3 separate regions of the Homo sapiens genome follow, and all the other regions are linked to region 3. A link is a contact called in ENCODE Hi-C or POLR2A ChIA-PET data. All regions are on one chromosome and are shown on one strand. The core of a region is the stretch at or near the end of the contact, and the rest is flanking DNA. Distances in the headings are between cores, read along the strand shown.

Region 1 (3,580 bases), core at 1,016-3,515, 420 kb before region 3:
TGCTGCTTGAGTAAGGTGTAAGCGTCTTTTAATCCTTCAAAGTCACCTCTGCAAAAGAGCAGTGCCTGCCCCCACCTGTATCTTGGGTCCCCAGGCCACAAGGAGGCTGGCCAGCAGCCTCGGCCAACTCTAGGGCCCTTCACCATCTGTGTTTCAAACAGCACAGGCTGCTGTGTGTCAGGAAGGCCTGGGTGGCATCATGAGCAGGGCTGAGTACCTGTTGCCGCAGGGCTGTCAGCTGAGAAGCCAAGCCTCCAGCTCCTGGATGCAGAACTGCTCCTGCCGGGCCAGCACCTCGTTGTTGAAGGTCGGGCAAGGGGAGCTTCCCCCGCGGAACAAGTCTCCATCCAACCACAGCCCAAACCGGCCACTAGAGAGAAGAGGACAGTCTTGGTGCGGCTCACTCCTGTGTGCTGAAACCCCCAGGCTCTGCCACCAGCATCAGCTCTTGGCCATGCCAGGACGGCAGCCCAGTTTCACCTGTCTTATCGCCCCTTAAAGCAATTTATACTGAATTATTGGGGACTCAGCACATTGTTCCCCATGGGGTTAAGAGCTTTATTTATTTATTTGTTTATTTATTTATTTATTTATTTATTGAAACGGAGTCTTGCTTTGTCACCCAGGCTGGAGTGCAGTGGCACGACCCTGGCTCACCACAACCTCCACCTCCCGGGTTCAAGCAATTTTCCTACCTCAGCCTCCCTAGTAGCTGGTATTACAGGCCGCCCACCACTATGCCTGGCTAATTTTTGTATGTTTAGTAGAGATGGGGTTTTGCTATGTTGGCCAGGCTGGTCTTGAACTCCTGACCTCAAGCGATCTGCCTGCCTTGGCCTCCCAAAGTGCTGGGATTACAGGTGTGAGCCACTGCGCCTGGTCAAGATGGCAATTTTTTTTTTTTTTTTTTTTTTTTGATAGGAGTCTTGCTCTGTCGCCCAGCCTGGAGTGCAATGGCGCGATCTTGGCTCACTGCAAGCTCCACCTCCCGGGTTCACACCATTCTCCTGCCTCAGCCTCCCGAGTAGCTGGGACTACGGGTGCCCACCACCACGCCTGGCTGATTTTTTGTATTTTTAGTAGAGATGGGGTTTCACCATGTTAGCCAGGACGGTCTCGATCTCCTGACCTCGTGATCCGCCCACCTCGGCCTCCCAAAGTGCTGGGATTACAGGCACAAGCCACCACGCTCGGTCCAAGATAGCAATTCTTAATACAAAAATTAGCCGGACGTGGTGGTGGGCAACTGTTGTCCCAGCTACTCGAGACGCTGAGGCAGGAGAATCACTTGAACCCAGGAGTCGGAGGGTGTGGTGAGCTGAGATCACACCACTGCACTCCAGCCTGGGCGACAGAGCGAGACTCTGTCTCAAAAAAAACAAAATGGCAATTCTTTAACCAAAGCTAGTACATCTCAGGGTGCAAACTCTGAGAGCCCAAATGCTTCAGAGCGTCCATTCTAATCCCCTTATTTGACAGAAAACCTCGGCTGAAACCAGGAAGTGAATTCCTGCAGATCAGCAATGGCTGATGTGTTCTGTGCCAAGCTGCCCCTCAGTGGAGGCTTTTCAGGCAGTTGGGAGAGCAAAGAATTTGCCTGGTACTAATCAAGCAATGCTCTCATCCCCGCCCTCAGGATAAGACGCATGCCCCCTGAATGTGAAGGTCACACCAGGATGAGATCAACTTTTTTTTCCTACCTCTCTCTACCCCGTCCTCACCGAGGGAGGTTCCTGCAATGAGTTATGTCCCCTGCAATTCCTGGGCTGGTGGAAAAACGAGGCACACTCATCTCTTGACGCTAGTCTCATCCAACCATGTGGAATTCTTTTCCCAAAGTTGCATACATTCAGACTAAACTGTCACCAGCTGTAACACTTCAGTGGGGGCACTCATGCATCCTTTCTCCTTAATACTGGCTTAGCGTGAGGTTGAGGGGGTTGGCTGGGAGGCTGAGCAATGAGGGGAACGGCCTGAGAGTTCCCCACTAGCCTCGCCATTGCATCAAGGGCAGCCTAGCCCAGCAGTTCGGCAGAGGGAAAGGGACCAGAACACAGACCGCCCCAAGACTCGGGAAGACTGAGACACTCACCTGCCACTGCCCATCATCAGTGAATCCAAGTCTCCCTTCACAAAGAAAGAGTTGCTTCCAGTCCACTTAAAGACCTGGGTGATACATAGGGAAAGGCTCAGGTTACTAAGCGAGCGAGTCCCGCCCTTGCAGTTTGACCCCGAACCACTGGATGGCAGTGTTGTGGCGGGAACAGCATCCAGGCCCCAACCGAGCCGCAGGTGGGACTCCGGGCTCAGGGATCTTGGGGTTTATCTTCTCAGTCTCCTTGGAGTCACCACCGCATGCCCTCTAGTTTGAATTCCTACAGCCTAGAAGCCTCTTTGTTCTAGAATAGGACAACGACCCCTGAGGCTTCCTGCTTCCAAAGCTGGAGGGAGGAGGGGAGCAGTCCAGGCCAGGAGTGGGAACTGATACTGCCCTTCTAACTAACTCTCACCCGGACAACACCAGCCCGCCTGCTCTTCAGTGCTGCCTCACATCCAGCTCATCAACAAGCCTCGCAGCTCTAGACACAGCGGGCCTGCCGCCATTTCTATCCCGTCCTCTGCCTGGATCACAGCCTCCCAGCTGGTCCCTCTGCATCCACTGTCTGTACCTACAGCCATACCCACACTGCAATCTGCGTGATCTGTTCTACGTCCAAATCAGATGTTATCTCTCCTCTGCCTAAGTCCTCCAATGGCTTCCCATTGCAATGGGGATAAAATTCAACTCCTTAACAATGGCCAGAAGTGCAGCCTGGGACTGGCGCAGTGGCTCATGCCTGTAATCCCAGCAATTTTTTAACTAGCTAGGTGTGATGGTGTGCACTTGTAATCCCAGCTACTCAGTAGGCTGAGGCGGGAGGATCACTTGAGGCCAGGAGTTTCCTCGAGGTCAGGAGTTCTAGACCAACCAAGGCAACATAGTAAGACCCTCCCCTATCTCTAAAAAAAATTTTTTTTCTCTCTCTTTTGAGACAGAGTCTCGCTCTTTTGCCAGGCTGGAGTGCAGTGGCGCAATCTTGGCTCACTGCAACCTCCGCCTCCTGAGTTCAAACGATTCCCCTGCCTCAGCCTCCTGAGTGGCTGGGACTACAGGCACGCACCACCACGCCCGGCTAACTTTTTGTATTTTAGTAGAAACAGGTTTCACCATGTTGCCCAGGCTGGTCTCAATCTATTGACCTCGTGATCCGCCTGCCTTGGCCTCCCAAAGAGCTGGGATTACAGGCTCGAGCCACTGCGCCCGGCCCTAAAACAAATTTTTAAACCTAGCTGGTCACAGTGGTGTGCACCTATAGTCCCAGCTACTGGGGAGGCTAAGGTGGAAGGATCACTTGAGCCCAGGAGTGGAGGCTGCAGTGAGCTATGATCGCACCACTGCACTCTAGCGTGGATAACAGCGCAAGACCCCAACTCTAAAAAACAACAAAAAAACTGTCAAAACTTAAAAAGTGCAGCCAGCTCTAACCCCTGATTTTCTCTCTGGCCCCTTCTCCCCCTTATTGACTACACATTAGCCACA
Region 2 (3,881 bases), core at 1,235-3,734, 360 kb before region 3:
GCTCTGTTGCCTAGGCTGGAGTGCAGTGGCACAATCATAGCTCACTGCAACCTCGAACTCCAGGGCCCAGGTGATTCTTCCATGTTGGCCTCCTGAGTAGTTGGGCCTGTAGGTGTGTGCCACCATGCCAAGCTAACTTTTTTGGGTTTTTTGTAGAGGTGGGGTCTTGCTATGTTCCCCAGGCACATCTCGAATTCCTGGGCTCAAGCGATCCCCCTGCCTCGGCCTCTCAAAGTGTGGGATTCCAGGTGTGAGCTACCGTGTCCAGCCCCTCAAAGTGTTGGGATTACAGGTGTGAGCTACTGTACCCAGTTCCTCAGTCTCCTCCCTTTAAGATGAGCTTCTGGCCCTCCCACAGGCTTTTGTGAGGACTGGGCAAGTGGTGGCTGGGAGAGGCTTTGGAAGTGTGAAGAGCCCAGGTAGGCAGGCACAGTGGCTCATGCCTGTAATCTCAGCTACTCGGGAAGCTGAGGCAGGAGGATCCCTTGAGGCCACAAGTTCAAGACTCTCCTGGACCACATAGTGAGACCCCGTTTCTTTTTATTTATTTATTTATAGACAAAGTTTTGCTCTTATTGCCCAGGCTGGAGTGCAGTGGCATGATTTTGGCTCACCGCAGCCTCTGCCTCCCTGGTTCAAGCAATTCTCCTGCTTCAGCCTCCCAAAGTGCTGGGATTACAGGCACCTGCCACCACGCCTGGCTAATTTTTTGTATTTTTAGTAGAGATGGGGTTTCACCATGTTGGCCAGTCTGGTCTCGAACTCTTGACCTGAGGTGATCCACCTGTCTCGACCTCCCAAAGTGCTGGGATTACAGGTGTGAGCCACTGCGCCCGGCTGAGACCCCGTGTCTACATAAAAATGCAAAAATTAGCCAGTTGTGGTTATGCATACCTGTAGTCCCAGCTACTCAGGAGGCTGAGGTGAGAGGATTGCTTGAGCCCTGGAGTTCAAGCCTGCAGTGAGACATGATTGCACCACTGCACTCCAGCCTGGGAGACATAGTGAGACCCTGTCTCAAAAAAAAAAAAAAAAAAAAAAGCCTCAGGTAAATGAAAAGGCATTCCTGAGAACAGGGTCTTCCCAGCTTTCTGGGGCTGTGCTGTGATACAGATGCTGAGAGCTTGCGGTACCTAGGTTTGGGTTTTGGTTCTACTGCTTCCTTCATGAGTTTCTTGGTCTCTTTGTGCCTCAGTTTGCTCATCTGCAGCGTGGCAGTGATGCGATAGGAACCTGCCTGTCTCTAGGGTTGCCCTGCTGTGAAAGTCGGGTGGTCAGTGGGACTTGCAGTGGGGGCTCTCCTCAGCCTGCTCACATCCTTCTCTCTCCCACCCCTGCACAGGTCTCTAAGGACATCTCCATGCGGCTGCATAAGGAGCTCGAGGTGGTGGAGAAGAAACGGGCGCGGCTGGAGGAGGAGAACGAAGAGCTTCGTCAGCGGCTCATCGAGACTGAGCTGGCTAAGCAGGTGCTGCAGACGGAGCTGGAGCGACCGAGAGAGGTGAGGACCTCATGCATCCAGCAGGGCCAGCCTAGGGCAGGTGGGCACATGCAAGCCCCCCCAAGCCAGTGTCTCTGTGAGCCCCCGCTTGTGGGAAATGGGCAGCTTATGCCTCCCTGGCAAGGTTGTTTATTCATTCATTCCTCCAACATGCATTTCCTGAGCACCTACTGTGTAAATTGTGTGCTGGACACTAAGGTTACAATGGTGAACAAAACACACCCAGTTCCTGTCCTCAGGGAGCTCACGGGGTAATGAGAGAGAGAGTCATTCATCAAAGAACCACAGCCGCTGTGGGAGGATTAACTGAGAAAACATGCAACAATGTCAGGCATGGGGCTCAGCCCTCTGTGCCTCAGTTTCCTTACCTATACAATGGGGCAGTGGTGCCCTGAGTCATTGTGAGGACCAACAGGAATAACGCATGTGGAGTGGCTGCAAGAGACTGCGAGATCCTGCCATTTGGTGTGAAGTCAGTGCAGGGGCTGGGTCTCAGGCCAGTGTCTCTGGGGTACTGGTGCTTCCCGAATGTGACCCTGAGACACATTCCTGTCTGTGTTTGTTCATGCCAGTTCCTCCCCTGGCAGACCTTCTCCTCCTGTTGTGTGTTGGGTATACAGTGTGTTATGCGCCCTGCTTGACAGTTTATCTCAAACATTTTCATGCTAACAAGGTTGCGATCATGCCCATTTTGTGGATGAGCAAACAGCCCCTGAGAGAGAGGGAGGGACAACCTCAAGGCCATGCAGGGCTCAGGGGGTTCTGCAGAATGCCGGCTAGAAACCATCAGCCTAGGTGTCCCTTAAAGGCTGGAATCCCCCCATTCCAGGGTTCTGTGTTCCAAATGGCCTGGGGTGGCTTCTGGCCCTAGAGGCAGAGCCAGGCCTTAGCTCTCTGCCTGCTGATGAGATATGAGGATCGTGCATTCTTCTAGGGCACACTCCTCGCTGCAGGCGCTGCCTGCCTTCCTCCCCCGAGGGCGAGCCTGCCAGTGTCCTTGGACTGAGACACCACAGCCCAAGGCCAGAACATTCCTCCAGCCATCCTTCCCACTGGGTGTGTTGGTGTGATGTGCCAATGCCCTCTCAGTGTGCAGGGAGAGGAGGCGTTTGCTGCTAAGGGTGGCTAGCCCCCTCCCTTCATTCAGCTGCCCACCCCCATGGCCTGGCCCATAACACGGAGCACCATCTTCACACCGTCTTGCTGCTGCAACCCTTGATAGTGAAAAGGGGAGACAATTTCTGAAAGCATCTTAAGGTCACGGTACAAGTAATGAAACTGAGGCTCAGGAGGAACAGCTTGCCTGAGTTCACCCAGCCTCTCCTTAGCAGAGATGTGGCTGGAACCCTGAAGCCACTTCCCCTCTCTAAGTCTCAGTTTCTTTATCTGTGACATCAGGATAAGCAAGCAAACAAACAAGCAAAGCCTGCACGGTGGCTCACACCTATAATCCCAGCACTTTGGGAGGCCAAGGTGGGCAGATCTCTTGAGCCTAGGAGTTCGAGACCAGCCTGGGCAACATAGTGAAACTCTGTCTCTATAAAGAATGCAAAAATTATCCAGGTGTGGTGGTGCCTGCCTGTAGTCCCAGCTACTTAGGAAGTGGAGGCTGCAGTGAGGTGAGATCGCACCACTGCACTCCAGCCTGGGAGACAGAGTGAGACCCTATCTCCAAAAAAAAAAAAAAAAAAAAAAAGGGGGGTCCAGGCACAGTGGCTCACGCCTGTAATCCCAGCACTTTGGGAGGCTGAGGTGGGTGGATCACCTGAGGTTAGGAGTTCAAGACCAGCCTGGCCAACATGGCGAAACCCCATGTCTACTAAAAATACAAAAAAAAATTAGCTGGGTGTGGTGGCGGGCACCTGTAATCCCAGGTACTTGGGAGGCTGAGGCAGGAGCATCTCTTGAACCTGGGAGGTGGAGGTTGCAGTGAGCCGAGATTGCGCCACTGCATTCATTCCAGCCTGGGCGACAAAAGTGAAACTCCATCTCAAATAAATAAATAAATAAATAAATAAATAAATAAATAAAGCAGGATGATAACTGTACGCAGCCTATGAGGTTGTTTAGGATCATTAATAAGATTATGTAGCCATAGAATACTATGAAGAAATTAAAAAGAATAAGATAGTATGGCAGTTCCTCAAAAATTAAACATAGAACAATCATATGATCCAGCAATCTCACTTCTAGGTATATCCCAAAAGAATTGAAAGCAGAGACTCAAAGAGATATTTACACACCCGTGTTCATAGCAGCATAACTCACAATAGCCAGAGGGTAGAAGCAACCCAAATGTTCATCAACAGAGGAATGGATAAACAAAGTGTAGTACACATGTATAATGGAAAACTATTCAACCTTAAGAAGGAATGAGGCT
Region 3 (3,737 bases), core at 752-3,251:
CCATTCCTGAAGACCTCTTTTGTTACTTTTTTTTTTTTTTTTTTGAGACAGAGTCTTGCTCTGTTGCCCAGGCTGGAGTGCAATGGCGCGATCTCGGCTCACTGCAACCTCCACCTCCCGGGTTCAAGCAATTCTCCCGCCTCAGCCTCCTGAGTAGCTGGGATTACAGGCATGTTCCACCACGCTCGGCTAATTTTTGTATTTTTAGTAGAGATTGGGTTTTGCCATGTTGGCCAGGCTGGTCTCGAACTCCTGACCTCAGGTGATCCGCCCGCCTCAGCCTCTCAAAGTGCTGGGATTACATGCGTGAGCCACCATGCCCAGCCTCTTTTGTTACTTTTGAAGTTCGGTTTGCAGAGACTTATGCCTTGGCTTGCTTTATACCAAGATGCTCCAGGATAAGGGCTCACGGGCTGCAACAGTCTAGACCTAAGCCACAGGCCCAAACTACAGGGACCTGAAGTGGAGAGGGCCCAGGATGCAGGTTAGGAGCCTGGGGTGGATCCTGGCTAGATCTCGGTGTGCTGCTGCTGCAGACTCTGGGAGGTCAGAAACTAAGTCTTTAAGGCAGCTCTGTCTGTCAGTGTTTCCCCAGGGCCAGCTCACTGCCAGGCACAGAGCAGCACTTAATAAATATTTATTGAATAAGTAGCTCAGCCACAGTGAGCTTGGTCAAGCCTCTTTCTACCAGTGAACCTCAGTTTCCTCTTCTGAAAAACAAGGATGATAAGAATAGTAATACTTTCCAAAGTTGGATAAAGATCTACTGAGATAATGTGTATGAAAGTGCTCTGCAAATCAAAACAAACTAAACAAATATTAAAGATCCAGAACCAACGTGCTGAAACAAAACAAAAAGAATGAATATACGGGAGAATGAGCAAATTTACGAGAAAGCAACTGGCTCCAGATGGTCATCAAATGAATTACTACAATGGAAAGGGACAGCATAGGTCACTCTAGTCCACTGTTCCAAAGTCCAAATAGCATTTCTCAGGCCACCTCTGTTCCAAAGGAGCAAAAAATCTCTCAAAACCTTTGTCCAGATTTTGGTATGACGAACACGGTTACAGTTACAATTGTACCCTGCATACCACTGGGCTCAGAGTATCTGCCAAAGCAAACTGGCATACAGATGCTGGGTGTTTGCTGGAGGCAAGGGACCAGCAGGGTGAGGGGCACCTGGAGGCTGTGCCTGCCATGTGGTTGCTCTGCCTCATGACCAAGTTTGTGTTCAGAGGAGTGTGGGCTGCACACAGAGAGAATGATTGGCTGGGAGGCCTCGGCCAAGCCATCAATTTCCTGGCTGTACACTGGGACCAACCACTGCTGCCTCCCATGGTAGCCACTGTGTAAGCACTAGTCCCCTTCCCTTTCCCTCTGCCCACTGGGGATTCCTGGCTGCAGCCTGAGAAATGAGTCCTAGCCTCCGTCACTTGGCTCTCCTGTGCAAGGCACCTTGGAGACAAGTCCCTTCCCGCCTTTGTGGGTGACTGATTGCGTTGGCTGGGCCCCTCTCTGGTGGGGGCTGGCTGAGAATTCCAACAGACCCAGTGGTGGACATGCCTACTATCAGACTGGACATATACACAGCACAACTCCGGAACCTTCTCACAGTCCAGTGTGTAAAACTGCTTGTGTGAGGGTCCCTAGCTCCTCTGACTCTTCCACCTTTAAGGAATTCTAAACTGGCACCCTGACCTTCAGGATCCTTAGAAAGCAAGATTTGTGGGCTTTTAGGATAAATGTGCTTGCTCCTAATTAAAGGGAAAGAAGGCTCAGCCCCTTGGGACCCTAAAAGCAGGAGTTCCCTTTCCAAGAAGCAGAGCTGAGCTGTGGGAAGAGACACGGTTTGGAGACAGTTGGCCTTGGGCCTGAGCTACCTTTTCCTTATCTGCAAAACAGGGATGGGAAGTCCATCTGCCTCTGGCTTATTGTACAGATTTCATGAGCGCCCTTGTGGAGCCCCTGGCGCAGAGCCAGGCAAACAGCAGGTGTACAAGAAATGTGCTCAGACTGCTACTTCCTGCCCCAAACCAGCAACACCCAACATTTTCCCTTCTGGCCCATCAGAGCGCTGGCCAAGCTTTCCTAAGGGAGCACAGCATCCTCTGCTACCCCAATTGGCTCTTCCCACTCCCATGGGCCCCACCCAAACCTCACCCTCTTGTGTCATCTGGATGCCTGCAAAGCCTCCTCCCTGTTGTGATTTTTATTCATTCCAATTTACCCAGCCTGATTCATCCTCTGGAAAGTCTTCCAGTTGTGCTACCTCTGCTCTAAAACCTTCCATGCCTCCCCAGTGCCTCTGCTTTTCAGCTGTTTAACACTGCCTACAACCTCCTGGCTCCACCCAGATTTTCCAGCCAGAGCCCTGATGCCTCAGCAAAACTAGCATACTGCTGTTTCCCTAAATGCACACTTATCATCCAGCCATGCCCTCTGCACCCACCTCCCTGGAATGTCGGCACCACCCTCTGCCTCTGCAAATCCAGCTCCCCTCAAAGGGCTCTTGTTTCCTCTGGCTCATGCTCACTTCTTCCTTCTCAGACAATGCTTTTCCTCAGCAGACGCTTAATTACAGAGTGTCACACAGTCTCTCATAATTGTAGGCTTGTCTTCTTGTCAGACCATAAGTTCCTCAGGGCAGAGACGCCTTGTCTGTCTATTAATCCCCATCCTCTCAGAGCCTGGCCCAGGGCTAGGAAGGCAGGGCCGAGAGAAGGGGGGGGGAGAGAGAGAGAGAGAGAGAGAGAGAGAGAGAGAGAGAGAGAGAGAGGAGAGAGAGAGAGAGAGAGACAGAGACAGAGAGAGAGAGAGAGGAGAGAGACAGAGAGAGAGAGAGAGAGACAGAGAGAGAGAGAGAGAGAGCAAGAGCGAGAGACTCGCTTTGACCACTTGGGACCACTTCTCTTGCTCCTATCCCATGAGGAAACTGTTCACTGGCCAAACCAGACCTCAGGGCTCCAGGCCAGTGATGTACAGAGACGAGGGAGCCCGGGGGAGGGAGGCAGAGATGTGGCTCTAGTCTTGCTCTGGGATCCTAGGCATCCCTACCCGTCCCTGGGCCTGCCTCCATGCTGTGGAACAGCCATGTTTTAGCTCTAGAATGTGGCTTGTATTTCTCTTTAAGGTAGCCTTGGTTTCTAAGAATGGGTGGGTCTGTCTGTTAACACAGCTGATTCCAGCACAGGTTGAGTGAGGAAAGGCAGCCACAGTCAGGTCTGGGAAATCTGGGAACCCGAGAGAGATTTACACCACACACCTCATCAACCTCATTACATTCCTGTAAGGACTAGACTTCATTCCTGCTCAGGTGTTCAATTCCACAGCCTGCACCCTGGCCCAGTCTGACTTGACAGTGCCTGCTGCCAGGACCAAGTAGGGGAAAGGTGACTTGCTTCTGAAAACCACCAATCCCCACACAAAACAAAGCTGATGATGGTGATGACTGCCATTTATTGAGGGGCTGTTACTACACGAGTTCTCATTTCCATCCCAATCTGATAGGGAGGAAAACGGAGGTACAGAAAGCTGACTAATCCAAGGTCACACAGCAACAAGCTAGGCTGTCATGCAAACCAGGGTCCTCTCAGTTCAGCTTTTCCCAGGTTGCAGCCGACAGGCTCTCAGCACCAGCATCCTCTAGAGAGCTGGTTTAAAAACCTAGGGGCATGTGATTCCTGCCCCAAGACCTGCCAAATGAGAGTGTCTAGGGATGGAGCTTTATAAAGACA

What was found. Hi-C counts contacts between places; a loop is a spot of excess contacts on that map. ChIA-PET counts read pairs that join two places held with the same protein, here RNA polymerase II (POLR2A). Pooled maps may share reads with other maps.
Region 1: a loop to region 3 is called in a pooled map, with 2.8 times the contacts of the local background. The contact joins two enhancer-like sites. A Hi-C loop is called at or near these places in 5 of 37 single-sample maps with no recorded cell type and 4 of 50 pooled maps. POLR2A ChIA-PET finds 5 or more read pairs at or near these places in 1 of 52 experiments (activated B cell).
Region 2: a map of ascending aorta shows a loop between it and region 3 (2.6-fold over the local background). The contact joins two enhancer-like sites. A Hi-C loop is called at or near these places in 1 of 168 maps with a recorded cell type or tissue (ascending aorta), 2 of 37 single-sample maps with no recorded cell type and 9 of 50 pooled maps. POLR2A ChIA-PET finds 5 or more read pairs at or near these places in 4 of 52 experiments (activated B cell, activated CD8-positive, alpha-beta memory T cell, activated T-cell and 1 more).

Annotation. Positions count from the first base shown.
Region 1 is chr20:36,886,041-36,889,620 of GRCh38, reverse strand. It overlaps TLDC2 (TBC/LysM-associated domain containing 2), which reads right to left. Exons shown (of 7, transcript NM_080628.3): 5 at 2,093-2,166; 6 at 218-370. The coding sequence ends at 235. Among named protein-coding and RNA genes, the nearest start is that of TLDC2, 12 kb to the right of the region's middle. RefSeq lists an enhancer at 1,711-2,433. Within about 2 kb of position 2,265, at least 9 of the 41 ENCODE cell types and tissues checked have a DNase peak (open chromatin) inside an H3K27ac peak, as active enhancers do.
Region 2 is chr20:36,826,674-36,830,554 of GRCh38, reverse strand. It overlaps MTCL2 (microtubule crosslinking factor 2), which reads left to right. Exons shown (of 15, transcript NM_080627.4): 3 at 1,343-1,501. Among named protein-coding and RNA genes, the nearest start is that of MTCL2, 35 kb to the left of the region's middle. RefSeq lists enhancers at 2,333-2,442, 2,943-3,002. Within about 2 kb of position 2,484, at least 6 of the 41 ENCODE cell types and tissues checked have a DNase peak (open chromatin) inside an H3K27ac peak, as active enhancers do.
Region 3 is chr20:36,466,060-36,469,796 of GRCh38, reverse strand. All of the region lies in intron 7 of DLGAP4 (DLG associated protein 4), which reads right to left. Among named protein-coding and RNA genes, the nearest start is that of MYL9, 74 kb to the left of the region's middle. RefSeq lists an enhancer at 2,113-2,162. Within about 2 kb of position 2,001, at least 27 of the 41 ENCODE cell types and tissues checked have a DNase peak (open chromatin) inside an H3K27ac peak, as active enhancers do.